Linked DNA regions of Homo sapiens: regions 2 and 3 are each linked to region 1. A link is an interaction called in ENCODE POLR2A ChIA-PET data of the cell type or tissue named here. Cell type or tissue: HepG2. All regions are shown on one strand.

Region 1 (5,000 bases):
CACCTGAGGTCAGGAGTTTGAGACCAGCCTGGCCAACATGGTGAAACGCTATCTCTACTAAAAACACAAAAAATTAGTCAGGCGTGGTAGTGGGAGCCTGTAATCCCAGCTACTCGGGAGGCTGAGGCAGGAGAATGGCGTGAACCTGGGAGGTGAAGCTTGCGGTGAGCCGAGATCATGCCACTGCACTCCAGCCTGGGCGACAGAGCGAGACTCCGTCTCAAAGAAAAAAAAAAAAAAAAGCCGGGCGCAGTGGCTCACACCTGTAATCCCAGCACTTTGGGAGACCGAGGTGGGTGGATCATGAGGTCAGAAGATCAAGACCATCCTGGCTAACACGGTGAAACCCTGTCTCTACTAAAAAATACAAAAAAATTAGCCGGGCGTGGTGGTGAGTGCCTGTGGTCCCAGCTACTCGGGAGGCAGAGGCTGGAGAATGGCATGAACCCGGGAGGCGGAGCTTGCAGTGAGCCAAGATCGTGCCACTGCACTCCAGCCTGGGCAACAGAGCAAGACTCCATCTCAAAAAATAAAAAAAATAAAAAAAATAAATAAATCTGGTGATGGTTTTCTCTCTGCCTTACTCCTTAGAGAGTATCTTCCCCTCCACCACTTGGAGCTCTCTCAGGACCAGGGAAATGGTAAGATGCCATTTATAATCAGGCTGGAGACTGTCCTCAGTCAAGGAGGATGTAGAGAAAGACCTACTTCCAAGCACATAAAGCCAGCTGGATGAGAACCTTCAGACTGTACCTATAAAGAAGGGAATAAAAAGAGGAAAAGGGGCCGGGTGCAGTGGCTCACGCCTGTAATCCCAGCACTTTGGGAGGCCGAGGCCAGCAGATCACCTGAGGTCAGGAGTTCGAGACCAGCCTGGCCAACATGGTGAAATGCCATCTCTACTAAAAATACAACAATTAGCTGGGCGTGGTGGCGGGCACCTGTAGTCCCAGTTACTCGGGAGGCTGAGGCAGGTGAATCGCTTGAACCCGGGAGGTAGAGCTTGCAGTGAGCCAAGATCAGGCCACTGCACTCCAGCCTGGGCGACAGAGCAAGACTCTGTCTCAAAAAAAAGGGGGACCACGTGCGGTGGCTCAGGCCTGTAATCCCAGCACTTTGGGAGGCTGAGGCGGGCAGATCACGAGGTCAGGAGATCGAGACCATCCTGGCTAACACGGTGAAAACCCCATCTCTACTAAAAATACAAAAAATTAGTTGGGTGTGGTGGCGGGTGCCTGTAGTCCCAGCTACTCTGGAGGCTGAGGCAGGAGAATGGCGTGAACCCAGGAGGCGGAGCTTGCAGTGATCCGAGATCACACCACTGCATTCCAGCCTGGGTGACAGAGTGAGACTCCATCTCAAAAAAAAGGAAAAGGATGGCCAGGCACAGTGGCTCATGCCTGTAATCCCAGCACTTTGGAAGGCTGAGGTGGGAGGATCGCTTGAGTCCAGGAGTTCAACACCAGCCTGGGCCACATAGTGGGACCCTGACTCTACAAAAATAAAAAAGTTAGCCAGGAGTGGTGTCGTATGTCTGTAGTTCCAGCTGCTCTGGAGGCTGAGGTGGGAGGGTCACTTGAGCCTGGGAGGTTGAGGCTGTACTGAGCCATGATGGTGCCTCTGCACTCCAGCCTGGGCAACAGAGTGAGACCCCTGTGTCAAAAAACAAACAAACAAAAAAAAACAGAAAAGAACCAAAGGACTGAAATAAGATTAGAAGAAACAGGTAAGCTAAGGCGTTATTTAGTTTTGTGATGTAGAAGTTCCCATGCCCCCAGAGTTGGTCTGGGGTCATTCAGAGCCCTTATGGTAAAGTTCCATGAAAAGAGTCTAACCAATCTCAGTTCTCTCTGCCCTCTCCTACCTTACAGTGAGGAATACCTAAGAATGGGTTTCTTGCTTCTATAGGGGCCTCTGGAATATCCACACTTGGCACTGGTTGTGAAGGACTGAAGTTTTACCTTGAAAACATGAGCAAATCTTTACTGGGACATATAGATTAGACCAGAATAACTGTGATGATAGGAGAGTCATCAGAGACAAATTCTGTTTACTGTGGGTGTCATTTCACCTACAATTGACCTTACTTGGAAAGCATAGTGCTAATCCACGGGAAGGGAACCAGGTTACCATCCAAGCAGGGAGCGATGGTTAATAAAAGATACCAGTCAGGCTTAGACGGTTCAAACCAAGTGGGATGTGATTTTCGAGATAACCCAGTCACCTCATTTTACTGAATGAAGAATAGAAACTGAGTGATGATGTCACTTTCCCAAGGTCACACAGCTGGATAATGACTTTCCAACTTTTGAAGACCAATAAAGGGCCGTTTGCCTTCCTCCCTTCTTCCACCCCCTTTCATAGGGATTCCCACAGCACAAGTAAACTGTAAAGGTTTACGTATTGTAAATGAGATAAGCACTTCATTATGATAGAGAATTAGGGAAACTTTTAGTGGGAAAGCCGGGGAACACAAGCAGCAATAATGAAAACGTCTGGTTCTTACCGATGTTTTTTTTTGTTCATTAGGACTAGCAGTAGCCAAAGTACCTTTAAAAGCACACTAGGAGAAACAGGGTGGGTGCAGTAGCTCACGCCTGTAATCTCAGCACTTTGGGAGGCCGAGGTGACTGGATCATTTGAGGTCAGGAGTTTGAGACTGGCCTGGCCAACATGGTGAAACCCCTGTCTCTAATAAAAATACAAAAATTAGCTGGGTGTGGTGGCTCATTCGTGTAGTCCCAGCTACTCTGGAGGCTGAGGCACGAGAATCACTTGAGTCCAGGAGACAGAGGTTGCAGTGAGCTGAGATTGCGCCACCACACTCCAGCCTTGGTGACAGAGTAAGACTCTGTCTAAAAAAAAAAAAAAAAAAAAGGAGGCAGGGCATGGTGGCTCACGCCTGTAATCCCAGCACTTTGGACTTTGGGAGGCCAAGGCGGGTGGATCACCTGAGGTCAGGAGTTTGAGACCAGCCTGGTCAACATGGTGAAATCCCATCTCTACTAAAAATATAAAAAATTAGCCGGGTGTGGTAGTGGGCGCCTGTAATCCCAGCTACTCAGGAGGCTGAGGCAGGAGAATTGCTTGAACCCAGGAGACGGAGGTTGCCGTGAGCCAGCATGGTCCCACTGCACTCCAGCCTGGGTGACAAAGTGAGACTCCGTCTCAAAAAAAAAAAAAAAAAAAAAAACACATTAGGAGAAGCAAAGGAAATATACTGAGAGTCCCTGTCCTTGAGGAGGTCACAGTCTAGCCAGGGAGACAAATGAATGCATAAAATGACTTGAAAAGATTACAAGCAACATGTCAACAATTGCAAAGTAATTATTAGAAACAAAAGGCCAGGCATGGTGCCTCACGCTTGTAATCCCAGCACTTTGGGAGGTGGAGATGGGAGGATTGCTTGAGGCCAGCCTGATCAACATAGCAAGACCCCATCTCTATTCAAAAATTTTAAAAAGGCTGGGCGTGGGCCAGCCATGGTGGCTCACGCCTGTAATCCCAGCACTTTGGGAGGCCGAGGCAGGTGGATCACCTAAGGTTGAGAGTTCGAGACCAGCCTGACCAACATGGAGAAACCGTGTCTCCACTAAAAATACAAAATTAGCCGGGCGTGGTGGCGCATGCCTGTAATCCCAGCTACTCGGGAGGCTGAGGCAGGAGAATCACTTGAACCTGGGAGGTGGAGGTTGTGGTGAGCTGAGATCATGCCATTGCACTCCAGCCTGGGCAACAAGAGCGAAACTCGGTCTTAAAAAAAAAAAAGGACTGGCCGTGGTGGCTCACGCCTGTAATCCCAGCCCTTTGGGAGGCTGAGGCAGGTAGATCACTTGAAGTCAGGAGTTCGAAACCAGCCTGGCCAACATGGTGAAACCCCGTCTCTACTAAAAAACAAAAATTAGCTGGGCATGGTGGTATAAGCTTGTAACCCCAGCTACTTGGGAGGCTGAGGCAGGAGAATTACTTGAACCCCGGAAGCTGAGGTTGCAGTGAGCCGAGATTGCGCCACTGCACTCCAGCCTGGGCGACAGAGCGAAACTCTGTCTCAAAATAAATAAATAAATAAATAAATAAAATAAAAAAAAAAAAAACTGGTTGCCAACATTTATAACAGAAATTTCACATAAAAATCTGGATATTTTATATGAAGAGCTGGATTTCTAAGGTTTTGTTTGTTTGTTTGTTTTTTTAATAATCAGAAGATCTGTCATCCCTGAGCTTCCATTCCCACATGGCAGCAATCATTCTGTCATGACTCTGGACCCATCATCACTCTGTACCCTACGGCATTAGGTCCAGTTGTCCACTGGGACTGAATGATGGCTGCTCCTTTGTTTGGTGTAGTCTCTTCTTTGTCAGTCTCCACCACTCTGAAGTCTGCACCCTTCACACATTATTTACCCTCCTGGCTCCTGTAGACTTTTGGGTCAGTATCCCATGATTTGTATGATTCTGATGGGCTCCCTCCCCATCAAACCTTCCATTATTAATCATTTGAAGAAAGCAATAAATTAGTTTTGAAATGCTGCCCAAGAAATGCATCCATTTCAGAATTATCTGTGCCTGGGTTTTTTTATAAGGCAATTCAGTCATGGGAAACCCTGCTGGAATAATCTACTTGGCTACTATGGCTGCATACTGCAAATTAACTGAGCAAAATTTCCCTTCGATAAGTGGAATATAGAAAGTCTACTAAGTTGCTAACTTTCTCAAGGTTTTGCTTTTTTTGCCATAATACCTTAATCATAGGAGGCGTTTCAAAATTCACAATGTGTGTTCTTCCCAAGCATGAAACTCCAAATGTCCTTTAGTTGTTCTATTTCTCCCACTGGTTCTGATATAATTTTTAAAGGAGAATATCTCTTTCATGTGCAACTTGGTATAAAACAGTGTCACCACCAGCTTAAAATCCAAGGAGGCCAGGCATGGTGGCTCACACCTGTAATCCCAGCACTTTGAGAGGCCAAGGAGGGCGGATCACGAGGTCAGGAGATTGA
Region 2 (5,000 bases), 63 kb after region 1:
TCGGAGCCGAAGTCCAGGTCGGCAGTGTCGTCACCGTAGCCGTAGCTGGGATCGTCGACATGGTAGTGAGTCGCGAAGTCGGGACCATCGTCGTGAGGATCGTGTGCATTACAGGAGTCCTCCACTTGCCACTGGGTATCACTTTTTGCTAATAGATTCACTTTTGTATAATAATCTGGATAAAACAACAAATGCACTATGAACCCTGCTTGAGGGTGCTTATTATAACACATTGTGATTGGCAGGATACTCAGGCACAGAAAGGGTTGGTATTCAAAATTTACTGGTGTGGTGGCTCATGCCTGTAATCCCAGCACTTTGGGAGACTGAGGCCAGAAGATCACTTGGGCTCAGGAATTCAAGACCAGCCAGGACAACATGGCGAAACCCTGGTTCTACAAAAAATGCAAAAATGAGCTAGATATGGTCATGTGTGTCTGTAATCCTAGCCACACAAGGAGGCTGAGGTGGGAGGATTGCTTGAGCCTGGGAGGCAAAGGTTGCAGTGACCCGAGATGGCGCCACTGCACTCCAGCCTGGGTGACAGCGGAAACCCTGTCTTAAAAAAACAATGAGATGAAGTACTGGAATCTGGTTTTCTCACCATGGAAGACCCAGCATTGGACCAATGAGAATAAGGTTTCACCTTTTGTTTTTCTCTATTCTTTAGTTATAGGTATGGACACAGTAAGAGTCCTCATTTCAGAGAGAAGAGCCCAGTCAGGTGGGTTGATAATGAACACTGTTTTAGGGATTGTGAGGTATGAATAAAAGGTTATTTGAGCCAAATTACAGGAATGTGTAATACTTGAGGGTTAGCTGGAGAACAATGACCAGGTATTGGGAGGGCTGGTCTCAACACATTTCACTCTTCAGGGAGCCAGTTGATAATCTGAGTCCTGAGGAGCGTGATGCCCGCACAGTTTTCTGTATGCAGTTAGCTGCCCGAATTCGGCCTCGAGATCTGGAGGACTTTTTCTCTGCTGTAGGCAAGGTAACCCTCCCACCTTAGTTTTCTTCTGAGTAGCTTAGCTTGTATCTCCCTTTATGCCTAACTCAGGATTTCTTTTGCGTCCTGGATAGGTTCGCGATGTACGTATCATCTCAGATCGGAACTCACGTCGTTCTAAGGGCATTGCCTACGTGGAATTCTGTGAAATCCAGTCTGTGCCACTGGCCATTGGGCTGACTGGGCAGCGGTTGCTGGGAGTGCCTATCATTGTACAGGCTTCACAGGTGAGCAGGCTGAGAAACAGACATAAGATTTTAAGGGGAGAGGGAATGTGGGACATGACCCATCATTTCCTCCTTCCCCAGGCAGAGAAAAACCGACTGGCAGCCATGGCCAACAACCTGCAAAAGGGCAATGGTGGACCAATGCGCCTCTATGTGGGTTCCCTGCACTTCAATATCACTGAAGACATGCTCCGGGGCATCTTTGAGCCCTTTGGTAAAGTGAGTAGAAGTGAGAGAAACCTCTGAAGGGAATTGGAAGAAGTGGGGAGGGTGAGTGTTTGAGTGTACTTCTCTGTTGTGCCTGGCCGTGATTAACCTGCTGCATACGTCATAGTGGGCATATGAGTCTATGCTGTGAAAGTTTGGCTCCATCTCTGTTCATGTGCTTGGTGGACAAATAAGTTAGACACAAATCAAATAATAGGCCAGGTTAAGAAAGATTAAAAAATACAAAAATTAGCCAATGTGGTGGTGCACGCCTATAGTCCCAACTAGTCGAGAGGCTGAGGTGGGAGGGTCACTTGAGCCTGGGAGGTCAAGGCTGTAGTGAGCCTCGGAAAAAAAAAAAAAAGTCCACCTTTTACCAAAATATTTCTACTGACTAATCTTTTTTTTTCCGAGACAAGGTCTCACTCTGTCACCCAGGCTGGAGTGGGTGAGACTTTTTGAGACTCTGTCTCAAAAAAAAAAAAAAAGCAGTCTGGGTAGGAAAGATTGAAGATGTGGGCTAGTCAAAAGTTTACTGATAATTTCTCACTCTTCTACAGATTGATAATATTGTCCTGATGAAGGACTCAGATACAGGCCGCTCTAAAGGTTATGGTTTCATCACGGTGAGTCTCTAGTCTTTTAATTTTTTTATTTTACTTTGGGTTTGTCCACTTGTCTGATTTTGCAGCTTAGCTTCATCCTCCTCCTTTAGGAACTGTCTAAATGACCCATAAACCCTGGTGCCTGAAGCTTGGACTAGCCTTCTACCCCTTGAGATGAGTGCATTGCTTGAGATCTTGGCTTTGCTCCTACACTCTGTCAGTGGCCCTGGTATGGGGGTGTTCAGGAGTTCACCCAGCTTCCCTGGTGCTGCAACTTGGCTCTTTGGGTAATAGTAACCAGGCTGCAGCTAAAAGGTTGGGGGTGTGAGGGAGGTTAGGTATGGGCTTTTAAAGACATGCTTTATAGAATTGATGTTTCTCATAACAGGGATGGGAATAGGAAATTATACTTCCCTCTGGTGCTACCCCATTTGAAGCAATTTCTGCACCGAGAAGGATCAGTTATTAACGTAGCACTATGGGGAGAATAGTGAGGCCACCTAATTATGGGCAAGCTTCACCTTTTCCTGACATTCCAACAAAATGGTTGCCAATTCCTATAACTGGTTCTTCCAGCCCCATGTGACTCCAGGCTGAGAACTGGCTGCCAGCCACAAAGTCTGATAGAAGCTTGTATTTTCTGGGCTTAAACCAGGCAGCATACACTCCCACAGTGACCCACAGGGCAGAGGGCAGTAGGTTGTATTCTGTCATTGGAATTGCTCACCTCAAAAATATCCAGTAAAGGCAAGCCATGTATAACACCTGCCTAGGAACTGTCAGTACCACATGCCAGGCCCTAAGGCAGGTAATGCTGCTAGCTAGCTAAACAAGCTAGCTGTGGTGTTGACAATTCTGTGGTGGCAAGTAACTTTTGTAACCTTTTCTCGCTCTCTGTGTGACTGAGATATGGAAAGGCTTCTGTGGGGCATTTTTGCCCTTGCATTGTTGCCTTTTGGGTCAACAACCTTGACACTTAAACAAACAGCAGACTGGGAATCCTCTTTGTACCAGTGTGTTGCTGGGTGCTGCTGATAAAAGGGACTAGAGAGTAAAGGCCTTCTGGTCAGCAGGTCACTTAGTCAACAGCTCTTGTGTGTATGTGGGGGTGTGGGTTCTGCCTTGCTGTCAGCACTAGGGTGTGTTCCCTCTTAAGCCTGGAATTAGGAGTTCCAGATTCCTAGTACTTAACTAAAATTTGGCCAGGCGCGGTGGCTCACACCTGTAATCCCAGCAGTTTGGGAGGCCAAGGTGGGTGAATCGCCTGAGGTCAGGAGTTCGAGACCAGCCTGACCAACGTGGTGAAACCCCATCTCTACTAAAAAATAAAAATAAAAAAACTAGCTGGGCATGGTGGTGGGTGCCTGTAATTCCAGCTACTCGGGAGGCTGAGGCAGGAGAATTGCTTGAACCCAGGAGATGGAGGTTGTAGTGAGCTGACATGGTGCCACTGCACTCTAGCCTCAGTGACAGAGTGACAGAGTGGGACTCCGTCTCAAAAAAAAAAAAAAAAAAAAAAAAAAAAGACTAAAACTTACTAGGATAGAGAACTGAATTAAAAGCCCAGGAGCCTTGTTCTTAGCTTGTCTTCCATTTGATATACCCATTTGTGAAATAACTTGTCAGGCTAGGTTTCCTACAATAATAAAATTTTGCATTGTTAGATTCTTAATGGAGCTGAAAGATTGAAAAGTGACTGCCATTGAGTCCATTGGAAAAGGTCCTTTTCAGAGAACCATTTTGAGGTGATGGGCCTAGGTCATATTTTCTGGGAAAGAAAAGTTTGTACCTCAGTGAGCATACAATTTTCCTGGGATAGTAGGACTAGGGAGTGTTACTGGGTCTTTGAGAGCATGTCTTTGGTGAGTAGGTGACTAACATGGCCTGGGTTTCTCATAGTTCTCTGATTCTGAGTGTGCCCGGCGGGCCCTGGAACAGTTGAATGGGTTTGAGCTTGCTGGTCGACCTATGAGGGTTGGCCATGTGACTGAGCGACTGGATGGTGGCACAGACATCACTTTTCCTGATGGGGACCAGGAGCTGGATCTGGGATCAGCAGGTGGACGTTTTCAGCTCATGGCAAAACTGGCAGAAGGTAAAATATCTCCGCAAGGTGAAGATTATGGGGTTGAATTTTAGATGAAGGGTTGGGGCTTAATCCCACCTTTTCTTTTCCTTTTAGGCGCTGGAATCCAACTGCCAAGCACTGCTGCTGCTGCTGCTGCCGCCGCCGCCCAGGCTGCTGCCTTGCAACTGAATGGAGCAGTTCCCTTGGGGGCCCTGAATCCAGCAGCTCTGACTGGTAGTCTTGGACATGGGAAAGGAAGGGAAGGTTTGGGGGTCTGGAAAGAAGGAGTGCGCGGTGCTTGCTCACTCACTCTGCCTGTCTTTGTTCTAGCTCTGAGTCCAGCCCTGAACCTTGCCTCCCAGTGTTTCCAGCTCTCCAGCCTCTTTACCCCCCAGACCATGTGAGTCTCAGGGTCTAGCTCATTCTAGCCTTTGATTATTCTCTTTCCTTTGGCTTCCCATTTACCTCTTCTTTCCACAGGTAAATCAGTGGCACAGTATACTGCCTCCTTGTGCCTCTGGATCCTGCCACTTCACATCTACTCTTCCATGGCCCCATTTCTCCATTTTGTGGACCAAGCCATCCTGAGGGCATGGACATTGTCTCTGAGGAAATTGGGGCCACCCTTAAGATACCAAGAAAAGCTCCTGCCCATGGTCCCACTGGAAATGGACTCTGCTGAGCAAAGCCACCAGTTGAAGAGAACAGAATCCACACCTGCATTGAATACCTGTTTCTCCATGTGTATCGTCTCTGAGATTACCTTCTTGCCCTTTCCAACACCTTAGTGATTCCTCAATTTCTCCCCCATTGGGAAGGCCATAGGGCATACTGAAGGAACTGACCTCTCTCCTTTTCCTGTACCTTTAACCTTTAGTCTGTCA
Region 3 (5,000 bases), 240 kb after region 1:
AGAGAGATCAGATTGTTGCTGTGTCTGTGTAGAAAGAAGTAGACATAGGAGACTCCATTTTGTTCTGTACTAAGAAAAATTCTTCTGCCTTGAGGTTCTGTTAATCTATGACCTTACCCCCAACCCCGTGCTCTCTGAAACATGTGCTGTGTCACCTCAGGGTTAAATGGATTAAGGGCGGTGCAAGATGCGCTTTGTTAAACAGATGCTTGAAGGCAGCATGCTGGTTAAGAGTCATCACCACTCCCTAATCTCAAGTACCCAGGGACACAAACACTGTGGAAGGCCGCAGGGACCGCTGCCTAGGAAAGCCAGGTATTGTCCAAGGTTTCTCCCCATGTGATAGTCTGAAATATGGCCTCATGGGAAGGGAAAGACCTGATCGTCCCCCAGCCCGACACCCATAAAGGGTCTGTGCTGAGGAGGATTAGTATAAGAGGAAGGCATGCCTCTTGCAGTTGAGACAAGAGGAAGGCATCTGTCTCCTGCTGGTCCCTGGGCAATGGAATGTCTCGGTATAAAACCCGATTGTACGTTCCATCTACTGAGATAGGGAAAAGCCGCCTTAGGGCTGGAGGTGGGACATGCGGGCAGCAATACTGCTTTGTAAAGCATTGAGATATTTATATGTATGCATATCTAAAAGCACAGCACTTGATTCTTTACCTTGTCTATGATGCAAAGACCTTTGTTCACGTGTTTGTCTGCTGACCCTCTCCCCACTATTGTCTTGTGACTGTGACACATCCCCCTCTCGGAGAAACACCCACTAATGATCAATAAATACTAAGGGAACTCAGAGGCTGGCGGGATCCTCCATATGCTGAACGCTGGTTCCCTGGGTCCCCTTATTTCTTTCTCTATACTTTGTCTCTGTGTCTTTTTCTTTTCCAAGTCTCTCGTTCCACCTAACGAGAAACACCCACAGGTGTGGAGGGGCAACCCACCCCTTCAAGCAATGATCCTCCTCATCTTCATAATGCTATTTTTGGCTTTAAAGTCTATTTTACCTAATATTAATAAACGTATGCCGATTTTTTTAGTTAACGTTTTTCTAGTATATATTTTTTCATCCTTTTACCTCCTATAAATAGCTTATAGTTTAGTTTTGAGTTAAAAATTTCATTCTAGGGCCAGGAGGCGTGGTGGCTCACACCTGTTATCCCAGCACAAAGGATTCAAGGCTTACCACATTGACAAGATAAAAAATTAAGCAGGGCAATGGGAAAAAGTAAAAATAAAAGGAAGCTGAGAATGAGGTTATATTAAAGGCGCATGCCATGAGGCTATATACTCTTGCAACCATAGGATCCAAAACTGACAAGCTTCCTAGCAGCCAGCACAGAGAGAAATGTGATCTTGTAATGATTCACAGCACCCATAACATAAAAACAAATCTTTGTCATTTAGGAAAAGACATTACAATTAAATAAAGTTAAAATTTCATTTCCTCAGTTGCACTAGCCACACTTGAGGTACCCAACAGTCACATGTGACTAGGGGCTACCACATTGGATCATGCAGACATAGAACATTTCCATCCTCACAGAAATTTCTATTAGTACAGAAATGGGTGGAGGAAAAGGTGCCAGTAAATGCTTCCTCTTTGTGTTGTCCAGAGTGCTGAATTTCTGGGTGGCCAGGGGGACCTTGCTCTGCTATGGGTTGAAGATTCAGCCTGACCGCTTCTTGTCAAAGTTGGCTCTGGGCCTAGCAAGGCAATCTACTCTGTTCAAAAGTGGATAGAGGGAGAAGCTGGGAGGAACATTACAATTTTTTCTATGAGCCCTCTGTAGAGGGTGGATGATGGGGGTTCCACAGGCTGCTCCTTGGTTTCACAGCCCGTGCCCAGGGGTGCTGGCTTCAAGCCCTTCAGACAAGCAAGATCAGCTCTGCCCCTCCTGCTTCACTTGCCCTGTAGCTGTGGAAGCTACCACTAGGGAGGTCCTGCCTGGGGCCCTGCAGGTGTGGAGCTCAGGTAGGAGCCCTATTCTGGTAACCTCTCAGTAAGGTAACCTCTTACCTTACTGGCCACCCTCCTGGACAATCCTGACTCCTATCCCCTGTTCCCCTGCAGAGCCAGCTGAGCCCCCAGGAACCCCTCCTGCCTCTCACAGCCATCTAGATGCAGCTTCTCTGCCCACAATTGTCCCCTCTAAAGGTAGCACCCAAAGTTAGGGAAAGATTAGGCGGCAACTGGGCTTAGAGACCACCTGCTGTCACTGATTGTCCCCACTGCTGGCTAATTTTTAAAAATTGTTTTAGAGACAGGTTCCTGCTATGTTGCTCAGGCTGGTCTCAAACTCCTGGCCCTAAGTGATCCTCATTCCTCATCCTCTTTTTTTTTTTTTTTTTTGAGAGGGAGTATCGCTCTGTCACCCACGCTAGAGTGCAGTAACACAATCTCGGCTCACTGCAACCTCTGCCTCCCAGGTTCAAGCAATTCTCCTGCCTCAGCCTCCCAAGTAGCTGGGATTACAGGTATATGCCACCACACCTGGCTAATTTTTTAATATTTTTGATAGAGACGGGGTTTCACCATGTTGGCCAGGATGGTCTCAATTTCTTGACCTCACAATCCACCTGCCTCGGCCTCCCAAAGTGCTGGGATTACAGGCGTGAGCCACCATGCTCAGCCTTCCTCATCCTCTTGAGTAGCTGGAATTACAGGTGTGAGCCACTGCACTTAGCTCCTAAACTGACATAGTTTGGATATGTCCCTGCCCAAATCTCATGTTCAATTGTAGTCTCCAGTGTTGGAGGTGGGGCCTGATAGGAGGTGATTGGATCATGGGGGCAGTTTCTCACGGTTTAACACCATCTCCCTTGGTGCTGTCATCACAATAGTGAGTTCTCATGAGATCTGATTGTTTGAAAGTGTGTGGCACCTCCCCCTGCCCTCGGTCCTGCTCCTGCCATGCAAGATGCCTGCTCCTCCTTTGCCTTCCACCATGAATCAAAGCTCCCTGAGGCCTTCCTAGAAGCAGATGCTGCCATGCTTCCTGTACAGCTTGTGGAACTGTGAGCCAATTAAACCTATTTTCTTTATAAATTACCCAGTCTCTGGAATTTCTTTATAGCAGTATGAGAATGGACTAACAAATAAACATTTTAATTTTCTAACTATTTTTTGCTGATATATAAAACAAAGCTTTTTTTTGTGGACTGAACTTGTATCAATTGAAATTATTAATTCCAAGAGCATATCAGTGGTGATAATAATAGCATTATTTCTTCCATTCTCAATACTTAGTCCTTTAATTTCTTTTTCTTGCTATAATGCATTGGATAGCAACTGTAGTACAGTAGAAGTGGGTGATAGCATGGTGATTTATTCCTGATCTCAGAAGGTAATCTTTCAACATTTTACGACAAAGTATGATGTTTGCTATAGGTTTCTATAGTTGCTCTTTAATAGATTACAAATATTTCTTTAACTTAAGAGTGTGATAAAGAGTTATTTCTTTTTTTTATTTTTATTTTTAGAGATGGGGTCTTGCTCTATTTCCCAGGCTGGAGAGAAGTGGCTATTCACAGGCTAGATCTTAGTGAAATACAGCCTTGGACTCCTGGACTCAAGTGATCATGCTGCCTCAGCCTCCCTAGTAGCTAGGACTACAGGTGCAAACCACTGCACCAGCAAAGAACTATTTTTTTTTTTTTGAGATGGAGTCTCACTCTCTCACCAGGCTGGACTGCAGTGGCACAGTCTTGGCTCACTGCAACCTCCAACTCCCAGGTTCAAGCAATTCTCCTGCCTCAGCCTCCCGAGTAGCTGGGACTACAGGTGCATGTCACCATGCCCAGCTAATTTTTGTATTTGTAGTAGAGACAGGGTTTCACCATGTTGGCCAGGATGGTCTCGATCTCCTGACCTCATGATCCACCTGCCTCAGCCTCCCATAGTGCTGGGATTACAGGCGTGAGCCACCATGCCTGCAAGATGCATTATTTTTTTTGTGTATCATTTCATTCAGTATGCTGATATTTAGGATTTTTGTAGCTATGTTTGTGAGAAAGATTCGTTTGTAATTTTTCTTTACTGTCATGTCCTTTTCAGTTTTGATATCAAGGTTTTGTTAGCCTCTTAAAATGATTTGGAAAGTGGTTTTTACTTTTTTCAGGTCTACATTCTCCCAGTTTCAAGTTCAGAGAGAGAGAGAGCCTCTCTCCCATCAGTTCTCATAAGTGTCTCTGAATTGACTCATTTCGTCTCATTGGCCTGATTAGATGGTTGTGAGGCCATCCCTAAGCCAATAACCATGGTCGTGCTCTGATTCATTGAGAATGAAGTCAGTGCCACCTGGGCTACATAGACTGAGAATGGAAAGGGGCTTTCTTGAGAAAAATCAGGATCCTATTAGGGTAAGAATGGGTAATGGATGCTAGGCAGGTAGAAACTGCATATGGCCATTACATTATTTTTCTCTGACTTAAAGAACTTTAAAAACTTTACATAGCCAAATTTACATTTATTTTTTCATATTTTTTCCATTAAAACAACTCTACACACCTTAAATAAGATAATTTTCTACCTAAACTTTTCTTCTCGTTCATGTTTTATGTTTATCTGTTTAATTCATTTTGAATTAATTTCAGTTTAAAATATGAAGTATCTAACTTATTTTTTCCCTAAGATAGATCTCTCTCTCTCTTTTTTCTTTTTTTTGAGATGGAGTCTCTCTTTGTCACCCAGGCTGGAGTGCAGTGGCGTAATCTCGGCTTGCTGCAACCTCCGCCTCCCATGTTCAAGCGATTCTCCTGCCTCAGCCTCCCAAGTAGCTGGGACTACAGGTGTATGCCACAACGCCCAGCTAATTTTTGTATTTTTAGTAGAGACGGGGTTTCACCATGTTGGCCAGGATGGTCTCAATCTCTTGACCTTTTGGTCCGCCTGCCTTGGCTTCCCAAAGTGTTGGGATTACAGGCGTGAGCCACTGTGCCTGGCTGAGATCTCTTAATTCAGCTTTATTTATTCAACTGATTCCTTCTCTAAAAGA

Evidence for each region. ChIA-PET counts read pairs that join two places held together with the same protein. Peaks named below come from ENCODE experiments on the same cell type or tissue, not always from the same donor. Only the 100,000 strongest peaks of a DNase experiment are listed, where the experiment ranks them.
Region 2: POLR2A ChIA-PET joins it to region 1 with 5 read pairs; 21 of 35 experiments call an interaction of 5 or more read pairs at or near these places.
Region 3: POLR2A ChIA-PET joins it to region 1 with 6 read pairs; 4 of 35 experiments call an interaction of 5 or more read pairs at or near these places.

The regions. Positions count from the first base shown.
Region 1 is chr14:22,963,970-22,968,969 of GRCh38, reverse strand. No RefSeq gene overlaps it. Among named protein-coding and RNA genes, the nearest start is that of HAUS4, 9.4 kb to the right of the region's middle. In HepG2, no CTCF peak of the experiment used is centred here; DNase peaks (open chromatin) are centred at 2,269, 2,844 and 4,311.
Region 2 is chr14:22,901,330-22,906,329 of GRCh38, reverse strand. RBM23 (RNA binding motif protein 23) reads left to right here. Exons shown (of 14, transcript NM_001077351.2): 5 at 1-135; 6 at 671-724; 7 at 877-994; 8 at 1,084-1,236; 9 at 1,318-1,455; 10 at 2,004-2,069; 11 at 3,948-4,143; 12 at 4,231-4,350; 13 at 4,447-4,516; 14 at 4,597-5,000. The coding sequence ends at 4,600. Among named protein-coding and RNA genes, the nearest start is that of RBM23, 15 kb to the left of the region's middle. In HepG2, a CTCF peak has its summit at 508; a DNase peak (open chromatin) is centred at 3,029.
Region 3 is chr14:22,720,639-22,725,638 of GRCh38, reverse strand. The region is part of intron 1 of OXA1L-DT (OXA1L divergent transcript); the gene reads left to right. It also overlaps the pseudogene LOC100421646. Among named protein-coding and RNA genes, the nearest start is that of OXA1L-DT, 43 kb to the left of the region's middle. In HepG2, no CTCF peak of the experiment used is centred here; no DNase peak of the experiment used is centred here; H3K27me3 peaks cover 1,533 bases.